Regions from separate parts of the Homo sapiens genome. Here region 1 is linked to region 2. A link is a contact called in ENCODE Hi-C or POLR2A ChIA-PET data. All regions are on one chromosome and are shown on one strand. The core of a region is the stretch at or near the end of the contact, and the rest is flanking DNA. Distances in the headings are between cores, read along the strand shown.

The links. A loop is a pair of places that touch in the nucleus more often than their neighbours do. ChIA-PET counts read pairs that join two places held with the same protein, here RNA polymerase II (POLR2A). Pooled maps may share reads with other maps.
Region 1: a map of breast epithelium shows a loop between it and region 2 (15-fold over the local background). The contact joins the promoter of RPS14 here to the enhancer-like site in region 2. A Hi-C loop is called at or near these places in 7 of 168 maps with a recorded cell type or tissue (CD14-positive monocyte, HL-60/S4, astrocyte of the cerebellum and 4 more), 1 of 37 single-sample maps with no recorded cell type and 4 of 50 pooled maps. POLR2A ChIA-PET finds 5 or more read pairs at or near these places in 19 of 52 experiments (B cell, CD8-positive, alpha-beta memory T cell, GM10248 and 12 more).

Annotation. Positions count from the first base shown.
Region 1 is chr5:150,448,225-150,452,431 of GRCh38, forward strand. RPS14 (ribosomal protein S14) reads right to left here and starts at 1,515. Exons shown (of 5, transcript NM_005617.4): 1 at 1,479-1,515. RefSeq lists enhancers at 1,032-1,970, 1,584-1,903.
Region 2 is chr5:150,392,846-150,396,095 of GRCh38, forward strand. TCOF1 (treacle ribosome biogenesis factor 1) reads left to right here. Exons shown (of 27, transcript NM_001371623.1): 23 at 527-707. Among named protein-coding and RNA genes, the nearest start is that of CD74, 18 kb to the right of the region's middle. Within about 2 kb of position 1,251, at least 2 of the 41 ENCODE cell types and tissues checked have a DNase peak (open chromatin) inside an H3K27ac peak, as active enhancers do; they include B cell and CD14-positive monocyte, where a contact is called at or near this core.

The sequences.
Region 1 (4,207 bases), core at 265-2,764, 56 kb after region 2:
TGATCCCTTCAAAATGTTCAAAAATGCAACTGATTTGACTCCCACAACTATTTAGAACTAAATCTTTGTCACCAACATCAAATATCAAAGGCACTAAAATATATCCAAAAGGCAGGCTAATGGAAAAGACCCATCTCAGAAATCTGATGGGTCCTGAGACTAAATAACTCTAACCTATTATGACCTTCATAATAATTGCAATCATACTGTCACAAGATCTAAGGGAGAGAGAAACTGACAGGAGGAAGGCGGGTGAGAATGAATGAGAAAGTGGAAGGCTAGGATAAGACTGCTTCCGGCCTAAAGCCCCAGGCCTTCTGAACCTCCTGGTGTTCAGAACAATTTAACATTTTCAGAAGACACTAACACTAATCGATATCCTGCAGATGGTGAAGATAGAGAGTGTCTCAGCCTATGGTCACAGTAAAGACAGTGGCAAAACCAAACATAGAAACAACGTGTCCTGACTCCCAGCCCAGCACTCTCTGCCTCCTGCCAAGATGCCTCTACACCACAAATAACTACCCTAGTCTGTCTCAGGTGTTCCTAGATCTCTCCTCTGCCTTCCCTATATAAACTTTAGTTAAGTGTGTGACCACAGTAAGTACTTCAAGTGTAAGTCTTGGGTGTACGAAGTTAAATGTTCCTATCTTCAAATCAGACCAATGAGCACGACCCAGTGCGTTAACTATTGTAAGGAACGCGCCACAGGAGAGAAGCCCAAAGTTCTGCCTCGAGAAGCATAGAAAGGCTCCAGCATATCTCAAATACGTAAGCATGAGTATGTTTCGGCATGATGGCCATTCAGTAAATGCCAATTTGCAGTTTCTCCGTTCCTAACATCCCCTAAAGTAACGAGCAGAGTGGTCATCAGGAGTATATAAACGCAGGGCAAGCGCACAGCAAACATTGGTGCTGGGCCCTGAGCGCCCAGAACTTGCAACGTGCCCGACTCAGCAACGGAAAGAATCGCCCAGATTTAGAAGCATCCAACATAGTGCGAGAGTTTTCCCTGCTTTCCTTCTTTGAATGATCACTACAAACCCATGGGATCGGTGCTATTGTTATTCCTATTTTGCAAACGAGGAAACAAACGAGATTAGGCGTGGGCCTGCGATCACCAAGAAAAAAGTTTGGCGAGGTAGAGGCGGGAGCCCACGTCTGTCCCGGGTTCCCTCAACTACGCTGTGCAGCTCAAACGCGGCCGTGGCCGTGGCCGTATTGCGGGGCCGAGGCCTTAAAAGGCTGGACCCGCACTCACCCTTACTTCACAAGCTCCTCCCTGAAAGCAAAACGGGCCTTCTGAGACCAGGAACGAACTCAATCCCGAGTTGGCCAGGATCCAGGTGGGCCAGCCGCGCGTCTCTTGCCCGGCACCTAGCTCGGTTCCCACGGAAAGACCCCCGTCTCTCGTCCCAAGCCCCACAGGGTCCCCTCGCCGCAGGATGCCCCCCGATTGTCGCGCCCGGGCCTCCTACCTGCACGTCGTCTCCAGACTCCACACCGGAAAGAGAGAGTGGGAGGGGGCGGAGCGACGGGGGTCACTTCCGTGTCCCGGAAGTATACCTCTGAGGTCACGGGGCGAGGTCGGGTTCCGGAAGACGCCGGCATTATTCCTCCCAAAGAGTTTAAGACTCGTCATAAGGAAAGACGGTTTATTACTTAAGGGAGAGCGAAAAGAGGTAGAGGGCTGGTTGTCGCTGCGAGCGGGTCGGCCTAAGCGACAGTACGAAGCGGCTACACCCGCGGGGTGAGGTGGGCCTGTATTCCATGATGGCGGTGGTCGTGGCTAGACAGACTTCCGCCATCCTGACTCCCGCCCTGGCAGCCTTGGAGCGGCAGCGCCCCTTGTGTGGAGCAGGGGAATAACAACAACAAAACGGCCTTAATTAAAGCTAGGGTGGCGCCGGCCTGTGGTCCCAGTTACTCAGGAGGCTGAGGATCGCTTCGTCCAAGTAGTTCGAGGCCAGCCTAGGCAACATAGTCGGGGAAAACACACCGTAATCACTTACTTTGGCATATTATATAATGGGCAAAATAAGAATAAATTATTCAATATGTATTTTCAGACCGGTCTGGGCTAAACAGTTTATATGCATTGCTTCATTTACTCCTCAAGACATTATCAAATAATTTTGATTTCCCTCTTACAGATAAAGGATGTTAACTGAGAGCACACCTTTGCAGAAGGGTTTGGAATTCTAGCTTCAAAGCCCTCGTGTTTAATAGCTACTTCCACATAGCCCTCTAATAACAATATACATGTATATATTTCGACCGAATCTTGTTCTGTAGCCAAGGCTGGAGTGCAGTGGCGCAATCTCGGCTGACCGCAACCTCTGCCTCCCAGGTTCAAGCTATTCTGCCTCAGCCTCCCAAGTAGCTGGGACTACAGGCGCGTGCCACCACGCCCGACAAATTTTTTGTGTGTGTGTATTAGTAGAGACGGGGTTTTACCGTGTTGACTAGGGTGGTCTGGATTTTCTGACCTCGTGATCCACCTGCCTCGGCCTCCCAAAGTGCTGGGATTACAGGCGTGAGCCACCGTGCCCAGCCTCTAATAACAATATTGAAGGACCTTGAAGGCTTGGGAGAATATGTCGGAGCTGTGGGGAAGGGCCAAGAAGTGTACCTCACAGAGCTAGGCAAGCGGTAGATACATTTTATCTATGTACTATATGTAATATTTATATGGAATATATATAGTATTTTTGTATTACATACTATATAAATATTATAAATATATTTTAAATATATAAATATATCCCGTGGCTCCAGCCTGGGTGACACAGCGAGACCCTGTCTCAAAAAAAAAAAAAATTTATTCTGCTAAACTGAAAAACTCAACATACCTTCTTTTTTTTTTTGAGACGGAGTCTGGCTCTTGTTGCCCAGGCTGGAGTGCAGTGACGCCATCTTGGCTCACTGCAAGCTCCGCCTCCTGGGTTCAAGTGATTCTCCTGCCTCATCTCCCGAGTAGCTGGGATTACAGGTGTGCGCCACCACACCCGGCTAATTTTTGTATTTTTAGTAGAGACGGGGTTTCACCATGTTGTCCAGGCTGGTCTCGAACTCCTGCCTCAGGTGATCCACCCGCCTCGGTCTCCCAAAGGGCTGGCATTATAGGCGTGAGCCAATGCACCCAGCCTCAACATACCTTCTCGTTGCATTGCATTTCTTCGATGATGAGTGACGTCAGACATCTCTTTACGGATTGTTTTAACCATTTGCATCTCTTCTGTGAAATGTCTGTATTTTTTGAAGGAGAGGGCTTTTTTGTTTTAATGAGCTTCCCAGTATGTTAGCAGAGACTGGAGTATTGTGGAGTGAGTTCCGCTTTGATTAAGAGTTGTATTAAACAGACCTCCAAACCTCATGTGGCTTCATGGAGGGAGCAAGCCTTGATCTTATGGCTGAAGGCAGCCCACACAATCACCTCAGGACAAATTTTTCCACAGGGAAGCCTATCTTTATCCCAGAAACCATCAAAGTCACTGCTTTCAAACTCCACTTTATTTAATCAACATATTTATTGTTTCTGCAGTTATTAGCTATGGTTCTTTGGGCAAAAATTGTAACCTCTCTGGGCTTCAGTTTTCTCATCTGTGAAATGGGATGATAATAGCATATTTTTATTTTTATTCATTTTTTTTTTTTTTTTTGAGACAGAGTCTCACTGTTGCCTTCCCCTGCCTCAGCCTCCCTAGTAGCTGGGACTACAGGCACACACCACCACACCCGGGTAGTTTTTTTTTTTTTTTTTTGTATTTTTAGTAGAGACGGGGTTTCACCATGTTGGCCCAGGCTGATTTCGAACTCCTGACCTCAGGTGATCCAGCCCCCGCGGTCTTCCAAAGTGCTGAGATTACAGATGTGAGCCACCGCGCCTGGCCGATAATAGTACATTTTTAAATGTATGTTGAAAACTTCAGGGCTCAGTGGCTCACGCCTATAATTCCAACACTGTGGGAGACTGAGGCAGGAGGATCACTTGAGCTCAGGAGTTGGAGACCAGTCTGGGCAACATGGTGAAACACCTTCTCTACAACAAATAGAAAAATTAACCAGGTATGGTGACCTGCACCTATAATCCCAGCTACTTGGGAGGATCACCTGATCCTGGGAGGTGAAGGCTGCAGTGAGCTGTGATCACACCACTGCACTCCAGCCTGGGCGATAGTGAGACCCAATATATATATTTTTAAAA
Region 2 (3,250 bases), core at 1-2,500:
CAGGCTCCTGTCTACCCGATCCCTCAGGTCAGGGGTCTGGGTCCCCTCTCTTCACAGAGGCCTTGGGCAAGGTCCTGTCTGCAAGGCACCACGTGTGGCCCAGCCAGCAGACCACAGCCAGGCTGCCTCCGTCCCCTCATAGAGCCCTGAGTAGCTGACCCTTGGGGTCTGTAGAAGGGATTGACCTTGATTCTGGGTGATGTCCGGACAAAAACATTCTTTAGCAGATTTATTTTAAGGTTACTATCTGTATGTGGCAAAAGCTAGTAATTTTCCATTTGTATTAATAAGAAATTTCCTTTTTAAATGTGCCTGTCTAGAAAGTGTATTAATTAAAATAGTTCAGGAGGCACACGCCAAGGGCTGAAGTGCTGCTCTGTGCCTTGTTGTCCACCCACTCTGCACTGATAGGGCAGGGTGATCCTAGAGGCCCCAGGCTGCTTTCCTCACAGCAGGCCATGACTCGGGCTGGGTTATGGCAGTGGGGTGGGGTGGTGGCAGCCTCTTTCACAATGGGCTTCTTCAGTCTCTCCTCTCAGGTTATATGACCCCTGGACTAACCCCAGCCAATTCCCAGGCCTCAAAAGCCACTCCCAAGCTAGACTCCAGCCCCTCAGTTTCCTCTACTCTGGCCGCCAAAGATGACCCAGATGGCAAGCAGGAGGCAAAGCCCCAACAGGCAGCAGGCATGTTGTCCCCTAAAACAGGTAAGTTAAGGTCTGCAGGAGGGACATAGCAGGACACAGAGGGACAGGGCAGTGGGCCCCTTCTTGCCCTCCTGTAGCAACAGTCCTCCCAACATGGTCCTGTCTGCCCCCAGAGCCTCTCCAAGTGAGACCTTGTGGCCTTGCATTGGACCTGAAGATGCTCATCAAAGTGCAGGTGGGGCCAGGTGCAGTGGCTCATGCCCATAATCCCAGCACTTTGGGAGGCCGAGGTGGGCAGATTGCTCAAGCCCAGGAGTTCAAGGCCAGCCTGGGCAACACAGAGAGACCCCATCTCTAAAATTTATTTTAATTAGCCGGTGTGATGGTGCACGCTTGTAGTCCCAATTACTTGAGAGGCCAAGGCAGAAGAATGACTTGAAGCCAGGAGGTTGAGGCTATAGTGAGCCATGATCATGCCACTACACTCCAGCCAGGGTGGTACAGTGAGACCCTGTCTCAAAAAAAAAGTACAGGTGGGCCCCACGCCCAGGTGTCTGGCTCCCATGGCCCTGGACAGCCTGGAAGTGGGGGTGTATCCAGCCCTGGGTGGTGCTGATGCACCTGGTAGGATAGCCCTTGCCTCAGAGGAAGCTGCGTCTTTTGGCTTGTGGAGCAAGTGTTGGCTCTCTCCAACCATCACCATCAACTTTTCTTCCCTGTAAATAGGCTCACGGTGTGGGCCTTGGGCCTCAGAGGATAGCTTAGACAATAGGCTGACAGTCACGTTTGGAGGACACTCAGCACATGCAGGAGACCCCAGGCAGTAGACTGGCCCCAGGCTGTTCTGACTCATTGTAAAGCCTTGGAAATCCCCTGGCCACTCTGGACCTCTGTGTCTTAACCATACAAAACAGCAGTTGATGTATCCAGTCTGTGTCAAGGCATGGCACATGTAGAAAATAGTCACATTGTATTTGGAGGGCAGACTGGATTATTCAATTCACCTAACCTGGGGCATCCACACTCCCTGACCCTACTGGAGCTAAGGGTCAAATATGTACCAGCTGGGCACACTTGGGACAGCTCCAGGGCTTCCCCAGCCTTGGTGTTCTGGGTGTTTGCAGATAAGCAGCAGAAAAGTGGGCCTGGCGCAGTGGCTCGTGCCTATAATCCCAGCACTTTGGGAGGCCAGGGCGAGTGGCTCACTTGAGGTCAGGAGTTCAAGACCAGCCTGGCCAACATGGTGAAACCTTGTCTCTACTAAAAATACAAAAAACTAGCCAGCATGATGGCAGGCGCCTGTACTCCCAGCAACTCAGGAGGCTGAGGCAGGAGAATCGCTTGAACCTGGGAGGTAGAGGTTGCAGTGAGCCGAGATTGCACCACCGCACTCCAGCCTGGGCAACAGAGCAAAACTCTGTCTCAAAAAAAAAAAAAAAAAAAAAAAAGGCAGCAGCAGAAACGTAGGCTCTGGGGAGAGAGGTTTCCGGGGCTAACTGCCCTCCCCAGCTTCCCTCTCCATTGGCTCCTGCCATCTTGAAGAATCCCCAGAGGATGGAATTGGGCCTCCAGCCGTCCCGGGGGCCCCTCTGCCTAACCTGGCCTGCCCTGCCCAGTCCACCTCCCCCAGCCCACCGCAGCTCTAGAGCCAAAAGTCGCCAGAAATCCTGGTTGGGGCTGAGGGGCCAAGCTCACTGCATGCTGCAGGGGGCAGCCCTAGCCTCAGTGTGACATGAGTACCACATAGAGTGTGACATGGAGTATCCACCTGGGCCTTCCTCCAGGCAAACACCTCCAGGACCAAACCACCAAGCCACCTTTCAGAGCCCAGCATGCAGGAGTGTTGTGCCCATGAGACCCAGAATGGGGCAGAGACCTCCAAGTCACTTGGAAGTTAGAGCCGGTGAGGAGACCCAGTCATGGGGCTTTCAGCTGCAGCTTGCCCCAGGCTGGGTCGGAAGAGGAATTGCTGCTCACTTTCTTCCCCAACATTCTCTGTGAGAGGCGGTGCGACAAGGAGACATTTTAGAGGGGGCTGTGGAAGGTTTTTTTTTTTTTACACGTGTAGTCAGCACACAATTATCAAAGGCAAGCAGAGGCGTGGAAAATTCTAAACAAAGGCTGCACCAGAAGTCTCTCTGGCAGGCAGTAAACCTGCTTAGTCAGCCACCACGTGTATATACACTGCACCCAGAGCTCCCCACCTTGCCTGGACCCCCTGACCAGGAAGGGCCGAGTGTGGGTAATCATCAGTTGAATGTCTGCATGGCCCCCACTTTTATTATAAATCTACAATGTATCATAGGAAGCCTTACTGTTCATCCACCCCTCACGTTATAGACAGGGAAACCAAGGCCCTGGGAGGAGATGGGTCCTGGCCAGAATCACACTGAAAGTGGGTGGGAAAGTCAGACCTAGAACCCAGGTCTCCTTCCTCCCAGCTCCAGACTCCATCTCCCTCCTTTCTGAATTTTCATTCCATTGATAGATTTCAGGCCCTTTCATTAACATTCTGGAGTCATTTTCTGTCCCCCACCCTAACTGGAGTTTTTAGTATAAAGAGACAGGGAAAAGCTGTAAGTTAGAAATGAAGTCAGGGTGTG